Regions from separate parts of the Homo sapiens genome. Here region 1 is linked to region 2. Evidence: chromatin contacts called from ENCODE Hi-C or POLR2A ChIA-PET data. All regions are on one chromosome and are shown on one strand. The core of a region is the stretch at or near the end of the contact, and the rest is flanking DNA. Distances in the headings are between cores, read along the strand shown. Region 1 has its middle 28 kb from the start of ACTN2. Region 2 has its middle 20 kb from the start of HEATR1.

Region 1 (3,804 bases), core at 1,180-3,679, 34 kb before region 2:
GGTTCTGATGCTATTGCAGAGTGGAAAGTGGCTTAGCCCACCTGCTGGCTGTATCATATTACCTGAAGGCTGGGGAGAGGGCCACAGACAGGGGATTTGGGAGCTCTGGGTTTTAACCTCAGCTCCACTTGTCGACTCATTGAACACTTATGGCGTTTTGATTTCCTCATCTTTAAAATTGGGATATGAGCTGTCTTTACCGGTAAGCTGACTATGAGTAATTAACTAGTGAAATAGATCATTTGGTGCTATATATTCAGTGGAGGAATAGGGAGCTAAACATAAATTGTAGACCTCACTGTGCCTCACCCTGCCCTAATTCCCTCATAATAAGGAAATCCTCATGTGGGTAGCCCACATGATCCCAAAGATCGCTTCTATTCCAAAATCTATCATTCTAGTCATTGCCTGTGTTAGCGGCTCTCAAACTTGGCCATGAGACAGAATCACCTGGAGGTGATCTCGTTAAAACACAGATTGGGGCTCAAGGTTTGGCATTTCTAACAAGTTCTCAGATGTTGCTGATGGTCCTCTCCAGGGGACCACAGCCTAAGAACCACTAATTTATGGCAGGTAAGAAAACTCTTGCCATGGCCAGGTGTGTTGGGTCACGCCTATAATCCCAGCACTTGGGAGGCCAAGGCGGAGCTCAGGAGTTCGAGAGAGCCTAGGCAACCTGGTGAAACCCAGTCTCCACAAAAAATAGAAAAAAATTAGCCTGGTGTGGTGGTGCACAGGTGTAGTCCCAGCTACTTGGAAGGCTGAGGTGGGAGGATGGCTTGAGCCCAGGAGGTGGAGGTTGCAGTGAGCTGAGATCATACCACTGCACTCCAGCCTGGGCAACATATTGAGACCCTGCCTCAAAAAAAAAAACAAAAAAAAAAGAAAAGGAAAGAAAAGGAAAAGAAAAGAAAACTCTGGCCAAGAGAGAGAGTGAACAAACCTTATTCACGGCTGTTTCATGGGTGCACAGCCTGCGTAGTCCTACAGTCTCAGACCTCACCCTCAAGGGTCCTGTGCTTGATTTAGTGCTCGGCTGTTACCAACAACCTGAAATTCTTAATGTTTGAACAAGATACCCCCACATTTTCATTTTGCATTGGACCCCCTAAATTATGTAGCGGATTCCATTCATGGTTTTGGTTTTTCAAATGCACAAAGGTCATTTTAGAAAGGCACCTGAAAAACTCCTAAAAACCTTCAAGCTACTTCTACACCCAAAGAAACAGATTTATATAGAAATTGTTCTTTTGGTTACCTGCATCTTGCCCGTCTGCTAATCTACCCAGAAGAGGCTGGTGTGCCCATGTGGCCAAACCCTAGGCCGACACAGGGCAGAGTGAGATCTGGTCTCATCTGTCCTCTCTGAGAACCTCTCCTCCATCTCTTGCCTTCTTTCAAAGTTCCAAAGCCACTTTTACATTTCTAGGAATTGGTATAGGAGCACCCCCCTTCTTGATAGCAAATACTGTCTTAGTCAGCTTTAACAAATCACCACAGTCTGGATTGCTTAAACAACAGAAACGTATTTCTCACAGTTGTGGAGACTGGGCAGTCCAAGATCAAGGTGCCGGCTGATTTTGTGTCTGACGCCGCCCAGGCTGAAGTGTGAGTGGTGTAATCAGAGCTCACTATAACCTTGAACTCCTAGGCTCAACTGATCCTCCCACCTCAGCCTGTCTAGTAGGCAGGGCTGTAAGTGTGCACCACCATGCCTGGCTAATTTTTTAATTTTTTGTTGAGACAGGATCTTGCTACGTTGCCCAGCCTGGTCTTGAACTTCTGCCCTCAAGCAATCCTCCCACCCTGGCTTCCCAAAGTGCTGGGAACACAGGCATGAGCCTCTCCAGGATTGCTAGCAGGAACACCTGCCTTTCAAAAGAAGAATACCTCCAGGGAGAAAGCAATCTTGTTGTATAAATATACATGATTTTTTGAGGGTGGAGGACTTCACCCTTTGAATTATAGTGTGTACAGAATTGTCTGCCTGGCCTGTCTCTCAGACTGGGCTGCTACATAATCTTACCCTTAAGAGGAGAGGCTGGGCACGGTGGCTCACATCTGTAATCCCAACACTTTGGGAGACCGAGACGGGCAGATCACTGAAAGTTGGGAGTTGGAGACCAGCCTGGTCAACATGGTGAAACCCTGTCTCTACTGAAAATACAAAAATCATCTGGGCATGGTGACAGGCACCTGTAATCCCAGCTACTTGGGAGGCTGAGGCAGGAGAATTGCTTGAACCTGAAAGGCAGAGGTTGCATTGTGCCAAGATCGCACCACTGCGCTCCAGCCTGGGAGACCAAGCAAGGCTCCATCTCAAAAAAAAAAAAAAAAAAAAAAAAAAAAAGGAGAGATATTTTAGGTGCCTAACCTGAAAGCACACCCAAGCACGACTCCAACTACACGGCCAAGCTGACCGCACATAGTCAAGGCTAAGGCTGCTCACCAGCGAAATGAAGACATCCGTATCTTTTTTTAGGATGGGAATTCCTACCCTGGCACACCTCTTGGACTTGTTTTCCTTTTGGTCAGAGCTGATAATGGCACTTGGGTTTTATATAGTCCTGTAGTTGTCAGTGTCAACAGCACGGGGAATTACAAAGCTAAAATCCATTTATTTTGCTTCCCTGGGGTAGACAAGCTTTGCCAAGAGGACATAAGGAATGGGAGACTGAAAGAGCCATTGCCAAAATTAAGATGTTATCGCATTGACCAAGAAAGAGTCTCTTGGTCTGGAAATGGCAGCTAGGGCTCACAAGGACGTACTTGCTAAGGGTGGCGTGATTCCACTAGTGTTTAGGATGCCAGTCGCAGTAAGGATCGCGTGGCATGATGCTGATGTTAGCAGACTGGAGATGAAGGGAACTAGTTAGCTAATACCACTCTAAAAACACCAAGAAATGTAGCCCTCTTTCCTCTCAAGGGTCATATCCCCCCAGCCCCACTGTTTGCATAAAAGGAGACTTTGCGCAAATTACAAATGAGATCCCCTTCCTCAGGACACTTTGAAGCCATAAGCCAGAAAATTGTCATCATCTCCACATAAATTTCTTTTTGTTGTTGGCTTTTTTTTTTTTTTTTTTGATAGAGAAGTCTCACTATGTCACCATGGCTTGTCTCAAGCTCCTGGGCTCAAGAGATCCTCCTGCCTTGGCCTCCCAAAGTGCTGGGATTACAAGCATGAGCCACCATGCCCAGCCTCCATATACATTTCTGATGCCCCTGAAGTGAATGGTGTTCCCTGGAGTCATGCCGGCACAACTTACCCTGCCTGTTGGGTCCAAGGTGAGAGAGATGTTAGGAACATCTGTCTATTGGCTACCACCTCCTTGGGGAGTAGCAGCTACAAATCAGTGTCAAGAACTAATATTGATTGCTTGTTTACCCTGGTATGGCTGTGGAGTAAGAACTCAAAAGAGTGAAGAGTTGCTGCTAATCACTGCATCTCTGGATGATTGTGGAATCCTACCTGCCTCCGGTGGGAATCGAATTCATCCCATGCAGACTGGACTTTCCCAAGGAGCAGCTCCAGCCACATCATTTGCATTCAATTCCCTTGTCAAAACCAAGACAGTTTGACTAAAAGGATAACTCTATTTAACAGATGATGCTATATAAAATCACAACTATAAATAGAAACATAAAAAAGCAAACAGAAAACCTACCAAAGCATGAGTTTCTTGGGTTTTGTTTTTTGTTTTTTAGGCAGAGTTTTGCTCTCGTTGCCCAGGCTGGAGTGCAATGGCACGACCTCGGCTCTCTGCAACCTCCGCCTCCCAGGTTCAAGTGATTCTCCTGCCT
Region 2 (3,777 bases), core at 1,019-3,518:
GCTGTTTGACTGCTTTGGGTCATTCTTTAGTACCTTAAGTTTTTTATATTTTGTGAAGATTTTACTATTTTTTATCTGCAAGAGAGTAAGTTCAATCAAGCTATTGCACCATTACTAAAAGTGAGGCTTCTTTGACTATTTTTTTTAAGAGTTGGGGTTTGCTCACTCACCCAGGCTGGAGTACAGTAGTGTGATTATAGCTTACTGCAGCTTCGAACTCTTGAGCTCCAGGGATCCTCCTGCCTTAGCCTCCTGAGTAGCTAGAACCACAGGCACACTCCACCACGTCTGGCTAATTTTTAAAAATTTTTGCAGAGACTGGGTCTTTCTATGTTGTCCAGGCTGGTCTTGAACTCCTGGCCTCTAGTGATCCTCCCACCTCAGCCCCCAAGTAGCTGATTACAGGCAAAAGCCACCATGCCTAGCTCACTTTTACTATTTTTTACAATTCAAGATGTTGTCTATCTTTTTCAGCTACTCTATCCTGATTAATAAATGTTCTGTTAGTTTTGACTTATATTCTTCTTTTTGACTGGTCGTTCTCCTTAAATAAGATGTATTTTTCTTTGTTGGCTCCCTGAAGGCTCTGGTCTTATATTGAATTACCCAAGTTGGCAGTACTTTTCATGTAATGAAAGCTAAAGCTGTCTCTACTCCTGTGGTTGGCAGTGTAGAAGCAGGCAAGTTAACAATTCCAGTAAGGATCATGGACAAAGTCTTCTGTTCTGTTTCTTCTTACTTTCCTTGTCACAGGATCAGTAAACACTCGAGGCATTGTTAAACTTTATATTAGTTTTTTCTTTTGCTGTGTAACAATATTATCACAAACTTGCTGGCTTAAAACAACATAAACTTATTATTTCACAGTTTCTGAGGTTCAGGATTCCAGACACAACTAGACTGAGTCCTCTGTCTTAGGGCCTCACAAAATTGTGATCAAGATGTCATCTGGGCTGCAGGCTTTTCTGAGACTCGACTGGGGAAGGATCTGCTTCCGAGCTCATGTGGTTGTTAGTAGCATTTGTTTCTTTGTGGACCATTGGACTAAAGGCCTCTGTTTCTTGCTGGGTATTAGCTGAAGGAGTTCCTTAGGTCCTTGCCATATTAATCTTTCCAGAATCATTTGTTTTCTCAAAGCCAGCAAAGTAGAGTCTCCTGGAAAGATTGATGTTACAATCATATGTAATGTAATCACTTACATGTAATCACACATATTCTGTCATGCAGGCTGTATTCTGTGGATTGAATCAAGTCGCAGGTCCCACCTACACTCAAGGGAAGGGATTAAATCCAGGAGGCAGGGATTACGGAGGTCATTTTTAGAATCAATATGCCACAGTCTGCCCTGATTCCCAGTGATTCATGCCTCTCCCACATGAAAATATATTCACCCCTCTTAAGGTTCCTAAGAGTCTCATCCCACTGCAATGTGTGCTTGAATTCAGAATTTCAAAATCTAAATAAGATCCAGGTGCAGGTGAGGCTCTTTAGATCTGGTTCCTCTCCATCTGTGAGTCTATAAAACTAGAAGTTGGGGGAAAAAGAAATCAAGATCCACAAAAGTATGCCAGTTCATAAATACAGAATTAGCTAAATTCACTATCAAGCAAAAGCGCATGCATCCACAAAAAACATCCAAAATGCATGCATGCAGGTAGTCATGAGTGGCTATAAATTTCTAGGGAATTTTCAGCTCTACCTATCTAGAATTAAATCTACAATTGTTATACCTCATCTCTACCTTTGTAAATACTCATCAGTTATTCAACAAGCATCAGTAGTTACATTAAGCTTACTCTAATGTCCTATTTCCTTTTTCGGAGACAGGGTCTCACTCTGCCACCCAGGCTGGAGTGCAGTGGCATGATCATGGCTCACTGCAGCCTCAACCTCCTGGGTTCAAGCAATCCTCCCACCTCAGCCTCCCTAGTAAGCTGGGACTACAGGCACACATCACCAAGCCCAGCTAATTTTTGTTTTTTAGTTTTTATTTTGGTAGAGATGGGGTTTTGCTATGTTGCCCAGGCTGGTCTCAACTCCTGGGTTCAAGTGATCTGCCCACTTCAGCCTTTCAAAATGCCGGGTTTACAGGTATGAGTCACCATTGCCTGGCTTGATGTCCTGTTTTCATAATTCTCTATCAGTACTGCTTAGGGTTATCTTGAGCACTGTGTCTACTTAACAGTACATATGGTTAGTCATATCCATCAACATTCCTCAGAAGATTAGATTAAGTTCTGTTTCCCATGAGAGGCAAGTTATCTGGTCCCCACTCCCCACACCCAACATAGAATGGTGGTATAGATCTATTATAACAGCTATAAACATTCCCATTCAAAAGGAGCCAAAATAAAAGATATAAATAAGTGACTTGTGAGTAGAAATTCTGAAATCCAATCAAGCAAATATTGGGAGTTTCTTTTTTAGATTTCAAGGCTTGAGAATAATTCTTTGTAGCACTTGGCTCCACCCATCGGATTCTTGGTTCTACCCTCTGAGTCATCCTTTTTTCATGAAAGGTAACGTGTGTTTGCAACTGAATAGTTTTATTGGTCTGCTTCCTGCCAGTAGGATTTGGAAGGACTGACATCCTCCTCTCATTTCGTACTCTTTGTCCCTTCAAAGCTGGCAGTGTCTTGCTGAAATACTCTTTCCTCAAATACTTAGTGGGTTTCCTGTGAATTTTCCTGGTTTTCACTCTATCAGGCAAAGATCACATCCACAGACCTTGTCGAGACCTCAATTGTAGGTCCCTGATGAGAGGGCTGAAAGACAACACTCTTAAGCTGCCTGGAGGCTCTCAGTTTTGATGGAAAGGTTCCATGAGGCACATGCTTAATTTCTTGAAAGTCCTTTGTGTGACTGAATGCTTCTCTGATCCTCTGATCTTTCTGAGGTCTTAACAAAAGATGATACAGTAGCATCCTCAGCTTTATCTTCATACCTTACAGTCCTAACTGTTCTCAGAAGCCATTTCTTTATCTTAACATCTTTGCCATCTGGAAACGCTGAGAGTCTCCAAAATCATGAAGTCCTGGTTCCATTCTGTTTACCAAAATCATGAAGTCCTGGTTCCATTCTGTTTAATCATTCTTCCCTCAGTTTGTCTCTCTCCTCTCACATTTTGCTATAAGCAGCAAGAATAAGGCAGGAGACACCTTCAACATTTTGCTTGGAAATCTCATCAGCTAAATAACCAAGTTCATCAATTGCATGCTCTGCTTTTCACATAATTACTGGCAACAATTTTCTGCCACTTTGTGACATAGATTCCCCCTTCCTCCAGTTTCCAATACTATACTCATCACCTCCTTACTTCCTTTTGAGCCCTTACTAGCAGCATCCTTTGTGTCTAGATTTCTACTTACAAGGCAGGCTTTCCTTAGCATTCTCCTCAAAATACTTCCAGCCTCCATCCCCTGCTTGTTTGCAAAGCAAATAAGTGCAAGGGTCACTTTCCATTGTTAGTTTTTCGTTATGGAAGCACCCCACTTCTGGTACTGAAATCTGTTCTAGTTGTCCACTGCTGTGTAACAATATTACTACAAGTTTCATGGCTTAACACAACATGTATTTATTGTTTAATAGTTTCTGTGGGTCCAGGCACGGCTTAGCTGGGTCGTCAGCTTCAGGGTCTCATAAAGCTACAATAGGCATCAGCTAGAACTACAGGTTCAACTGAGAGAGGATCTGCTTCCAAGCTCTTGTGGTTGTTGACAGCATTCAGTTCTCTGTGGGCTGTTGGACTGAGGGTCACAGTATCTTTCTAGCTGGAGG

The links. Hi-C counts contacts between places; a loop is a spot of excess contacts on that map. ChIA-PET counts read pairs that join two places held with the same protein, here RNA polymerase II (POLR2A). Pooled maps may share reads with other maps.
Region 1: a map of psoas muscle shows a loop between it and region 2 (2.1-fold over the local background). The contact joins two enhancer-like sites. A Hi-C loop is called at or near these places in 1 of 168 maps with a recorded cell type or tissue (psoas muscle) and 1 of 50 pooled maps. POLR2A ChIA-PET finds 5 or more read pairs at or near these places in 1 of 52 experiments (HCT116).

Annotation. Positions count from the first base shown.
Region 1 is chr1:236,656,241-236,660,044 of GRCh38, reverse strand. No RefSeq gene overlaps it. Among named protein-coding and RNA genes, the nearest start is that of ACTN2, 28 kb to the left of the region's middle. Within about 2 kb of position 2,429, at least 2 of the 41 ENCODE cell types and tissues checked have a DNase peak (open chromatin) inside an H3K27ac peak, as active enhancers do.
Region 2 is chr1:236,622,327-236,626,103 of GRCh38, reverse strand. No RefSeq gene overlaps it. Among named protein-coding and RNA genes, the nearest start is that of HEATR1, 20 kb to the right of the region's middle. Within about 2 kb of position 2,268, at least 2 of the 41 ENCODE cell types and tissues checked have a DNase peak (open chromatin) inside an H3K27ac peak, as active enhancers do.